2 separate regions of the Homo sapiens genome follow, and region 1 is linked to region 2. Evidence: read pairs that join two places in POLR2A ChIA-PET (ENCODE). Cell type or tissue: GM12878. All regions are shown on one strand. Links, peaks and the distances in the headings refer to the core of each region. The heading gives the core; the rest is flanking DNA.

Region 1 (5,385 bases), core at 62-5,061, 110 kb before region 2:
GCTTGACAGAGTTGAAAACCACTCATCTATGTCATCCTTTTTAGTGACTTCCTTTATCTTCTTACACCTTCCCCTGTTGTTTGACATTCAGGTTACTGCTCACATGTCATCCCCCCATTTATACCGTATTAGTTACTTGTTGCCTTCCTCCACCAAAAGATAAGCTTTATGAGGGCAGCCATTTAATCTGTTGCGTTCACCACTAGACTACTAGTATCTGAATATGTTAGCTACTCAGTAGATACCAAATCAGTACTTGCATATGTTAATTACTCAATAAATATTTTAAAAATAGATGGATGAATCTTTCAGATCTTGGCTTTGACATTATTTCTTCCTGTAAGTCTTTCCTGACATGCCTTGGTCAGATGAAATGTCCATCCTTGTGAATAAAATGATAGCAGAATTGTGGATGAGAACCAAATAACAAGCAAACAGTAACACATAGTATCCAATCAGACCATAGAGAGGTTATTAGAGTCCAAACAAATGATGAAGGAAATTGGTTACAATATGGGTAGGGGCACATCTACCCAACTCAGGTAATAAAGAGGTGAAAAGGGTTTGATTAAAAAGTGGATAAAATAGAAACACGATGCACTGGTTGAAGACTAAATCCCAGTTGAAAAGCGTGGCTTTGGGTTTCTGGTTGATGGAATTGGTTCAGTATATTCACCCATGCTTTGGTAGGGTCAGTCATGCCCACATCCCACTCAATCTCTGACCAATAAGCAATTTCACTGTAGTCCTGAAACTTCATCCCAGTCTTATCAGTGCTGTTCCAAGTGATAAGAATCTGTCCTCTCTACTTAAGTGGCTTTACAGTTCTAAGATTATATTAATATAAGCAGAGAAATGGTGAAGGAAAACAAACCTGTGGTATTAATATTTTGTGTTAAGTTTATTAATAAGTTTTATAATCAGGATAATCTACATAATAAATAAGGGGTAGAAACAATATACATTTGAAGCTCTGATATATCAATTTTGGGATTTCAATTTGAAATACATCATTGGTATTAGACCTGCAATTTTAATTCATAAAGTATAAGATAATTTGATTAAATTTTAAAACAGTATTTGAATGTTTAAGAAAAACTGACCTGAAATAAGTATGGTGTGTGTGCCTGTAATCGCATCTACTCAGCAGTCTGAGGCAGGAGGATCGCTCGAGCCCAGGAGTTTGAGGTCAGCCTGGGAAACATAGCAAGACCCTGTCTATAGAAAAAATAAAAAAAAGAAAAAGAAAATAAAAACTGGCTCACTATGTTTATAAGTTTGATTTGCAAGAGTTTCTTAAGAGTTTAGAAGATTTTGTTTTGTAAATCTGTCCAGTCAGGCATTAAAAATGTTTAAAAGAACATAATTATGTTTGTAAGTTGTATTTAATTGTTTTTTCTTTTCTTTTTTTTTTTTTTTTTGAGACAGAGTCTCGCCCTGTTGCCCAGGCTGGAGTGCAGTGGCACAATCTCAGCTCACTGCAAGCTCCGCACGCTGGGTTCACGCCATTTTCCTGCCTCAGCTTCCTGAGTAGCTGGGAATATAGGCGCCCGCCACTACGCCCGGCTAATTTTTTGTATATTTAGTAGAGACAGGGTTTCACCGTGTTAGCCAGGATTGTCTCGATCTCCTGATCTCGTGATCCACCCACCTCGACCTCCCAAAGTGCTGGGATTACAGGCGTGAGCCACCGCGCCCGGCCGGCGTATTTAATTGTTTAGAAGACTTTAACTATTAAGCTTAAGTTAATTTAAGATTAATCAAAGAACAAGTGAATATCATATTTCTTATTTTTGGACAAAAATTACTAGATTTATAAGTAGGATACAATTTGTAAATTAAACACAAGGGTGTAAGAATATTTACGTTTAAAATTTTACTATTAATAAATTGGTTATTAATTTTAATAATTATAATAAATAGGCCTGTTTACAAACTCTCTGCAATATAAAAATAATTCAGAAGATACTCCCCAAAGAGCATTAGAATTTTTTGTTTAATTTTCCATCTCCCCAGTTTGTCTCTAAATTCTTTAATTTTCCTGGAAAAATCAACTCTCTTTGTGTCAAACATATTTTTATGTTCTTTGTGTAATTGATCCTCTCCATTAATACACAATAATCCAGTTTTTACCACTAATATGGTTTGGCTGTGTCCCCACCCAAATCTCATCTTGAACTGTAGTTCCTCCAGTCCCATGTCATGGGAAGTACCCACTGGGAGATAATTGAATAATGGGGTGGTTACGCTCACGCTGTTCTTGTGATAGTGAGTTCTCATGAGATCTGATGTTTTTATAAGAGGCTTTTCCCCCTTTGCTTGGCGCTTCTCCTTCCTGCTACCATGTGAAGAAGGATATGTTTGTCTCCCCTTCCACTATGATTGTAAGTTTCCTGTGGCCTCCCCAGTCCTGCAGAACTGTGAGTCAATTAAACCTCTTCCTTTTATCAATTACCCAGTCTCAGGCAGTTCTTTACAGCATGTGAAAGTGGATTAATACACCTACTTATTGTATCCTTGGTCTTCTATGATCCTGAATTAACAATAACATTGCCCTAAGCCTGCAACAATAAGATGTATATAGGCAGTCTTCACAGCTTCCCTTAAATTCTGTTTTCCTTCAAGAATACCTGGTAACTTCTTCTAGCAATATGGCAGTCAGGTACACAATGACTGTCCTCACTGGAACAACTAAAATGGTTTTTAAAAAATTTTAAACCAAATTTTATAAATGATTATAAGTGAGGAATACACCAAGTCTAAAAATAAAATAAAATCAAGACCTCTGGGAGGTTAATAAGTTCCAAAGCTAGCTTTTCCTCTAAGGGTTTCCACCAGATCTTAAGATTTCACTTTGCAAGTACCTTGGGTGTAGGGGGCTGGAGATAAAGCCCAGATTCTGCCCAAGGAGGGAATATAATAGGAGGCCCCCATATATAGCTGGGACTTACACTGCATATGAGTGAGACATAAGCCCCACTGCACAGAAATTTATAGCAAAAAATTTGCTTTTCTCAGCCTTGCTGACAGGTGGAGAAGGAAAAAAATATATCCCTTGAGAATTTGCAACCATATGCCAGCCCTCATGCAAGATTTTATCTTAACTAACCACTTGTGTGATCTGGAAAACATCAAGCAGACTTTAAATTAAAATCCTTTGTTTGTAGCATCTCCAGATGATTCACAGAAGTAAGCGACCTTCCTAAAGAAAAAAAAACATAATTTAATTCAGTTCTGCAAGAATTCCCACAGGTAAAGTTGCAAAGAATATAAGTGGCTTAAAAAATTATGAAATTTATGAGGAATCAAGTTACTATGAATGAGAAGAGGCAGAAACAACAGATAGTAGAAATAGATCTTTTAAAAGTTCACATACTTATTTTCAGATAAAGAATACTCATTATCTACATCTAATATGTTCTTTTAAAATTAAAGATTTATAATCCCATGTAGATTTCAGGAAAAAAATTAAGTAGAAGCTTGGAAATTTGGACAGAAACATGTGGATTTAAAAACAAATCTAGTAGATCGTCAATAAATGAAAATTATAGCAATTACATACATATTACATTATAGCAATTATATATATATATACTTTTTTTTTTTTTTGAGACTGAGTCTCGCTCCGTCACCCAGGCTGGAGTGCAGTGACATGATCTCAACTCACTGCAACCTTCATCTCCTAGGTTCACACAATTATTATGCCTCAGCCTCCTGAGTAACTGGGATTACAGGTGTCCGTCACCACGCCTGGCTACTTTTTGTATTTTTGGTAGAGATGGGTTTTCACCATGTTGGCCAGTTTGGTCTTGAACTCCTGACTTCAAGTGATCCACCTGCCTAGGCCTCCCAAACTGCTGGGATTACAGGCGTGAGCCACGGCTCCTGGCCACAATTACATTTTTTAGAAAGATCAGCGGAGTAACTAATTAGGTAACAGCTAACATGGGTATTTGTTAATTGGAAGATGGGTGTGAAACAATTTAGAATGCAGTCTAGGGAAATAAAGATCAATGGATGAATGGATAAAGAAAATGTGGTGGCCAGGCATGGTGGCTCATGCCTGTAATCCAAGCACTTTGGGAGGCCAAGGCAGATGGATCACCTGAGGTCAGGAGTTCAAGACCAAGCTGGCCAACATGGTGAAAACCCATCTCTACCAAAAATACAAAAATTAGCCAGGCATGGTGACACATGCCTGTAATCCCAGCTACTTGGGAGGCTGAGGCAGAAGAACTGTTTGAACCTGGGAGGTAGAGGTTGCAGTGAGCCAAGATCATGCCATTGCACTCCAGCCTGGGCAACAGGAGCAAAACTCTGTCTCAAAAAAAAAAAAAAAAAAAAAGAAAAAGAAGAAAATGTGGTGTTAATATAAATACACAATGGAATACTATTTGGCCATAAAACAATAATGAAATCCTGTCATTTGTAGCAACATAGATGGAACTGGAGGCCATTATGTTAAGTAAAATAAGCCAGGTACAGAAAGACAAATATTGCATATTCTCACTCGTATGTGGGACCTAAAAAAGTTGATTTCATGGAGGTAGAGAGTAGAATGATAGTTATGAAAGGCTGGAAAGGATGTGCATGGGGGAGGAAGAGAGGTTGGTTAATGGGTTCAAATATACAGTGAAATAGAAGAAATAAATTCTAATGTTTGATAGGAGAGTAAGGTGACTATAGTTAACAATCATGTATTATATATTTCAAGATAGCTAGAAGAGAGAATTTAAAGGTGTTCCCAACACATAGAAATGATAAATACTCAAGGTGGTGAATACCCCAAATACCCCGACTTGATAATTACACATTCTATGCATGTAACAAAATATCACTTGTACTCCATAAATATGTACAAATATGTATCATTTTTAATTTTTTTAATTTTAATTTTAATTTTTTTTTTTTTTTTTTAGATAGAGTCTTGCTCTGTCACCCAGGCTGGAGTGCAGTGGTGCAATCTCAGCTTACTGCAATCTTCGCCTCCTGAATTCAAGAGATTCTCCTGCCTTAGTCTCCTGAGTAGCTGGGACTACAGGCGCCCACCACCATGCCCAGCTAATTTTTGTATTTTTAGTAGAGATGGGGTTTCACCGTGTTGGCCAGGCTGCCCTCAAACTCCTGACCTCTGGTGATCCACCTGCCTTGGCCTCCCAAAGTGCTGGGATTACAGGCATGAGCCACCGCACCCAGGCTAATTTTTTTTTTTTTAAATTAGGCAACATATAGAAGATTGAGTATATATTCTCTTCACAGTAATAATACACTGTAAATGCATAACAGAAATATAACTAGAAAAATTCCAAATGTTGGAAAATTAAGCAACATGTTTCTACAACCTGTGGTTTAAAGAAGAAATTACAGTGGAAATTACAAAAAATG
Region 2 (5,385 bases), core at 311-5,310:
AGGCCCATTTGCCCAGCAGTGGCCTTGCCAGGAGAGAACAGGCCCATGCTCCTGTCCTCATTTTAAGGCACACCTGAAGAGGCCCTAAAGAAAGGGCCTATATACACACAGGCCTCAGTCACCTGCTTTCCAGTGTTTTGGCTTTAAAACGAAGTTTCTTCATTTTTCTTCCTACCTTCCTCATTCCATTACCTTCTTTTGGCTAGAGCTTCCGAGGGCCCTGCCTGTTGTGGTGCTCAGCCCTCTCTTGTTTTGGGCTTATGCTATTTCACTGTTTCGGGGGGAAGTATCAAGCATAAAGTGACAAACTTAACACTTTTATGATATTGTGTTGGACATGAAAATATGTCCAGCAAAAAACTTAATTATTATAACTCAACAATAAAAACGTAAGTAGCTAAATTTTAAAAAAGGCCAAAGGATTCTGGTAGACATTTTACCAGTGAAGGTACACAAATGGCCAGTAAGTGCATGAAGAGATGCTTCACTATCATTAGTCATTAGGGAAATGCAAATCGAAACCACAAGGAGAGATCACATCCACTAGAGTGGCTCTAATTTTAAAAATAGATAATAACAAGTGTTGGCAAGGATGTTGAGAAATTGAAACCCCTGCACATGACTGGTGGGAATGTAAACTGGTGCAGCCATTGTGGGAAAACAGTTTGCTGATTCCTCAAAGAGTTAAACAGAGTCACCACATGACCCAGCAATTCAACTCCTAGTACACCCAAAGGAATTGAAATTGCACGTTCACACGAAAACTTGTACACAAATGTTCACATCAGCATTATTCATAATAGCCAAAAGTGGAAATGACCCAAATATCCACTAACTGATGAACAAATAAACAAAATGTGGTCTACCCACATAATGGAATCTTACAACTCAGCCAAAAAAAGGAGCGAAGCATTGACACATGCAACAACATGGATGACCCTCAAAAACATGAGGCCAAGTGAAGGATCCAGGCACAAAGGCCACCCACTGTCTATGAGTCCATTGACATGCAATGTCCAAAATAGGCAAGGCCATCAAGACAAAAAGTGGATTAGAGGTTCCCAGGAGATGGGGAGACGGGGAGACTAGGGAGTCATTGCTAATGGGTACAGGGCTTCTTTTTGGAGTGATGGAAAAGTTCTGGAATTAGCTAAGGGTGATGGCTGTATAACCTTTTGAATATGCTAAAAACCAATGCGCTGATCACTTTAAATGGAATTTTATGGCACGTGAACTATATCCCAATAAAAGAGCTTAATTATGTTCCTTACACGACATGAAGAGGGACTAAACTATTTTTATACCATATGGAATTCCACAGAAGTACTGGCTTGTGATGGATCCTCGGCTCACAAGTGTAATGAGGAATGAGACGCTGCTGGTTAGAAAATGTGCACCACTGTCATTCTCCAAAAGAAAAAAAGGAAGAACTGTAGTAGGAGGTGGCATGGTTTGTGTTCTGGATGAGAAGTTAGGGGTCGGATGCATGAGCAGCAATCGGGGCACTCCTACTTGTAAGGTGAGCAGCTCACTTCACCCCTGGGACCTTCAATTTTCCTCATCTGAAAACTCCGCCGTAGCGAACCTCTAAGAAGTCTCTCTCCGCTCTACCATCTGGGCTTACCTAGTTAGTGACCTTATTCTTCACCCTTTCTCGTGCATCCTTGAGGATGTGACTTGGGTTCTGTTGGTGCGTGCCAGAGCTGTGTTACTGTAACTATTGCAGAGGATCTCCTGCTTCCTCTCTGTGTGGTCCATCTCTTCCATCCGCCACTTCTCCACTGCTCTTCTCCCCACCTGGCCTCAGACCCTCCTGCTGTGAGTTAGGAGGAGGCCTTTCTTGGCACAGCACTGAAGCTGTGACCTCTGATGTGCCTCTGTGCTTCCAATCTCTTTGCTTTTATGAGCATAATCCAAGTTATTTGTCCCAGACCCCAACCCCCATATGCCCACAAAGCCCTCTGCCTCTCATGCCAGTTTTAATTAGAACTGGTGACATCAGTGTGGCTTAAAGTAGGGAGCAGGTGGGAAGCTCTGATTATATTCAATACCGAACAGGACTCTCCACTGCCTGACAGGGGCTGGGGATTCCACAGGCAGACTGGCGTTTGGAATAGATCCACCAACTCTTTTTTCTTGGGATCTGGAGCCACACATGTGGCTCTCCTCCCCACCCCACGCCACTGTCCATACCTGTCTCCGTATGTGAGTAGAACATAATCACTGTGTGCTCCACAGGGATTGGCGACAGGCAAATATGCTCTACTTGTCGGTCATGATTTGGGCCAAGCGTGCCGTGGCTCCTGTACCTGCCATGTGACTCGTGAACACGGGGCATGGCCCAGGCTGCCTCCCTCTATTTTTGTCACTGCAAGAGTTAATTCATGAAAATACGCCAAAAATGGGAACTGAAAGCAGATGCTTGTTAAGTTCTGCAGCTTGGCCTAATCGCTGTCATCAGGACATCGCTGCTGGGGGCAGTGAGGGGAGGGAGTCCTTCATTTATTAAACGTGGAGGGCCAGAGTTAGGGGCCAAATGTTTGGTTTTCACTTGTTTAAATCAGTAAGTGTTGACTGAGGCTGGTGGTGTGGGGAGTACAAAGAACCTGCATGTCCTAATAGGAATTTGCTGAAAGTGGCCTCAGACCTGGAGGAGGGTATGTAGAAGAAAAAGAGCAAAGCAGACTAGGCTGGAGGATGCGGCATCCTCAGCCAGCTGGGCACTGCCAGCCTCCAGCCCTGCCTTGTCTGGCACTTGCTTTTTGGGACTGGTTAAGAAATCAGCCTGGGCATCTTTTCTGGAAGCTCCACACTGCATTAGCTCCAGGGAGCCCTGATGACCTACCGCAGGCCCAGACATCTGTCGAGGACCAGATGCACCCCGGATGGTGCTGGTTCTGTTGTTCTTGGTTTGGGGCAGGTAAGTCACAAATGGCTGAAACTTCACAGCCTGCTTACATCCCACTCAAAAGCACCCCAACGTATAATAGTCTTACTCAGATCCCAGCTCCCCAGTTCTGCAGCTCAATGGGTCATTCTGTGACCGTCAAAGTGACTGCGATGATCCTCTGAGAAGCCCATGGGAGAGGCTTCTTATCCACACCATCAATCTACCGATCAGGAAGAGAAGAACAATTACATCCTCTGTGCTCTGGGGGACAAGGGGAGCTGACGGATGGTGGTGAACTCCTCAGTGAGCTCCATATGGGCATGCTAAGAAAAATCTGCTTTCATTTTGTAGTTTATGATTTAGTTCAGTTCACCTGGAAAGACTCAACATGAATAAAACCAGATGCATTTCAAGGAACACTGCTTGGCTCTTTGACAATCCTCTTCCTTCCTCATCAGACAGTCTTCCTGTGCCCAGGGAAGACAGCAGACCTCTCTATCACAAGGAAAATGCAGTCTCTGTCAGTGGCAGCAGCTGTTAGTACCAGGACAGGTAAATGGTGGGCCAGGTCAGCCTGTGGTTCTGGATCCTGGCTCATTAACATATGGACAAGATACGCTGGCGTGGCCTCTCATCTGAATAGCTGTTTACGGCGAAGGACCTCTGACAGTATGCTTTCTGTTGCAAGAAGGATACTGCTGTATATAGAACTAGAGAGAGAAGCAAAAACAGAAACTCAGAGAGAGAAACGGGAGACCCAGAGACCCAGAAAGACAAAGAGAAAGAGAAAAAGAGAAGCTGAAAGCAATCATGGATGAGTTTTAAGTGAGTGGAGGGGCTGAAATATCTTCCATCAGCACAACCTACAGGGGCACAGTTGACAGCTGGCTGACCTGACCCAAGGACACGCTCTCACAGTGAAGCCAGTGAAGCTGGCCTCCTGGGGGCAGGAGCAAGGTCAGAACACTACACGTGCCCACTGTACAAGGCCTGTCAGCATTGTCAGCAGTGGGCACTTAACACGAGAAAAGTCGTGCCCCTGGGAGATCCACTTCCAAGGCAACTGTCACTTCCCGTCAAACGCTCAGGACCGGTCAGACACTTTTGCAGCTTGCAGCGGCGAGCCTGGGGGACCCTGCCTGCAGAAGGGATGCAAGTATGTGCTGGCTGCATTGCAAATGGAATTTGAACTGTGCTACGGGGCCTTTATACACCGACTATTCCTCAGGCAAAAATGGCAGAGCCAGAATATTCCAGGTGGGACTGGCAGCTGAGTGGTCAGTGGCCATGCCTATGCATGTGTAGCACTGGCAGAACCTTGCTGCCATTGCAGAAACCTTGGAGCGAGTTGGCTCAGGTTGCATTCAGGGATGCAAACATTTACTGACCGCCTGAGTTGCACACAGCATTGTGCAGAGTGCTGCAGGGGAGATAGTGAGCTTGACTCCATGACAATGAGCTCCTTAAGGCAGGACATCATGCTCATCACCCAAATCAGGTACTCAGTAAACGCTCTTCCAATGGGATGACTCAGAGATATGCACACCTAAGGTCGTAGGAATAAGCTCAAGTTTGGGCTGGTGAAGGCTTCAAGAGAAATTTTAGGTCAAGCAAATTGCTATTTCCACTGAGGAAACCCCTTGGCCAATCTTGGATCCACAGGCAACATGTTTTTCATAGTATAATTGGCGCTAACTTTGGATAGCTCGTTTTAGCTCTTTCTTTCCTCTAGCTTTGATCTATCTTTTGGACATATCTGAATCGAGCAATCCAACCATAGGCAAACCACTTTAAAAAGTATTTATTTAGCATCTACTTCTGGCTAGGCACTAAATCTGGGATGACAAGAGATATTTAACTGTGGTGCCAAAGCCCATTAAGGTGGCTTTTACAAACAACTCTAGACAGAAGAGACTGCCATCAGAAAGGTCACACAACTTGCTCAAAGTCACTCAGCTCATTGCAGCAAAGCCGGGGTTCGAATCCAGGACTATATGACTGCCAGGCATGTACCTTTTCAACTATATTTTGCTTCTCCCAAAGGAAGCAGAAAAGACATACAAGATCCAACTCCGGCTCCCCCGGAGCAATAAATATGAGAGGCTAAACAGGAAGTCCCGAGGAGTGACAGGGAACGCTCAAGAAATGTACCAAGAGTGTTTAAGATGGGCTGGAAGGCGGACAGAAAGTGAGACAGGAGCTGAGGCCTCAGGACTTCAAATAAAAGCAAGAAAACCAAGGATGGTGTTTCAGGGCAAGGAAGTGGCATGGGAGTTTGGGGCCACCCTGGTGGGTCCTAAAGCAAGCCGGTGTATGCCGTCAGGGGTGAGTCAGAGCGAATGGGGCCACATCAACAGAAAGAAGACCCTGTGACCATGGAGAAACCACCAGTCACAGGACCTTCCCCATCACCCCCGCCCCCGCCGCCCTGGGCACTGTGCAAGGCTGGATCCCACGGGAACGTGTGCGGCACACTCTGGAAGCCCTTGACTGTG

The links. Peaks named below come from ENCODE experiments on the same cell type or tissue, not always from the same donor. Only the 100,000 strongest peaks of a DNase experiment are listed, where the experiment ranks them.
Region 1: POLR2A ChIA-PET joins it to region 2 with 7 read pairs; 3 of 35 experiments call an interaction of 5 or more read pairs at or near these places.

The regions. Positions count from the first base shown.
Region 1 is chr18:63,028,519-63,033,903 of GRCh38, forward strand. No RefSeq gene overlaps it. Among named protein-coding and RNA genes, the nearest start is that of BCL2, 290 kb to the right of the region's middle. In GM12878, for the core only: no CTCF peak of the experiment used is centred there; no DNase peak of the experiment used is centred there.
Region 2 is chr18:63,139,571-63,144,955 of GRCh38, forward strand. All of the region lies in intron 2 of BCL2 (BCL2 apoptosis regulator), which reads right to left. Among named protein-coding and RNA genes, the nearest start is that of BCL2, 180 kb to the right of the region's middle. RefSeq lists enhancers at 2,636-2,735, 3,286-3,475. In GM12878, for the core only: no CTCF peak of the experiment used is centred there; DNase peaks (open chromatin) are centred at 661 and 2,371; H3K4me3 peaks cover 2,520 bases; H3K27ac peaks cover 3,805 bases.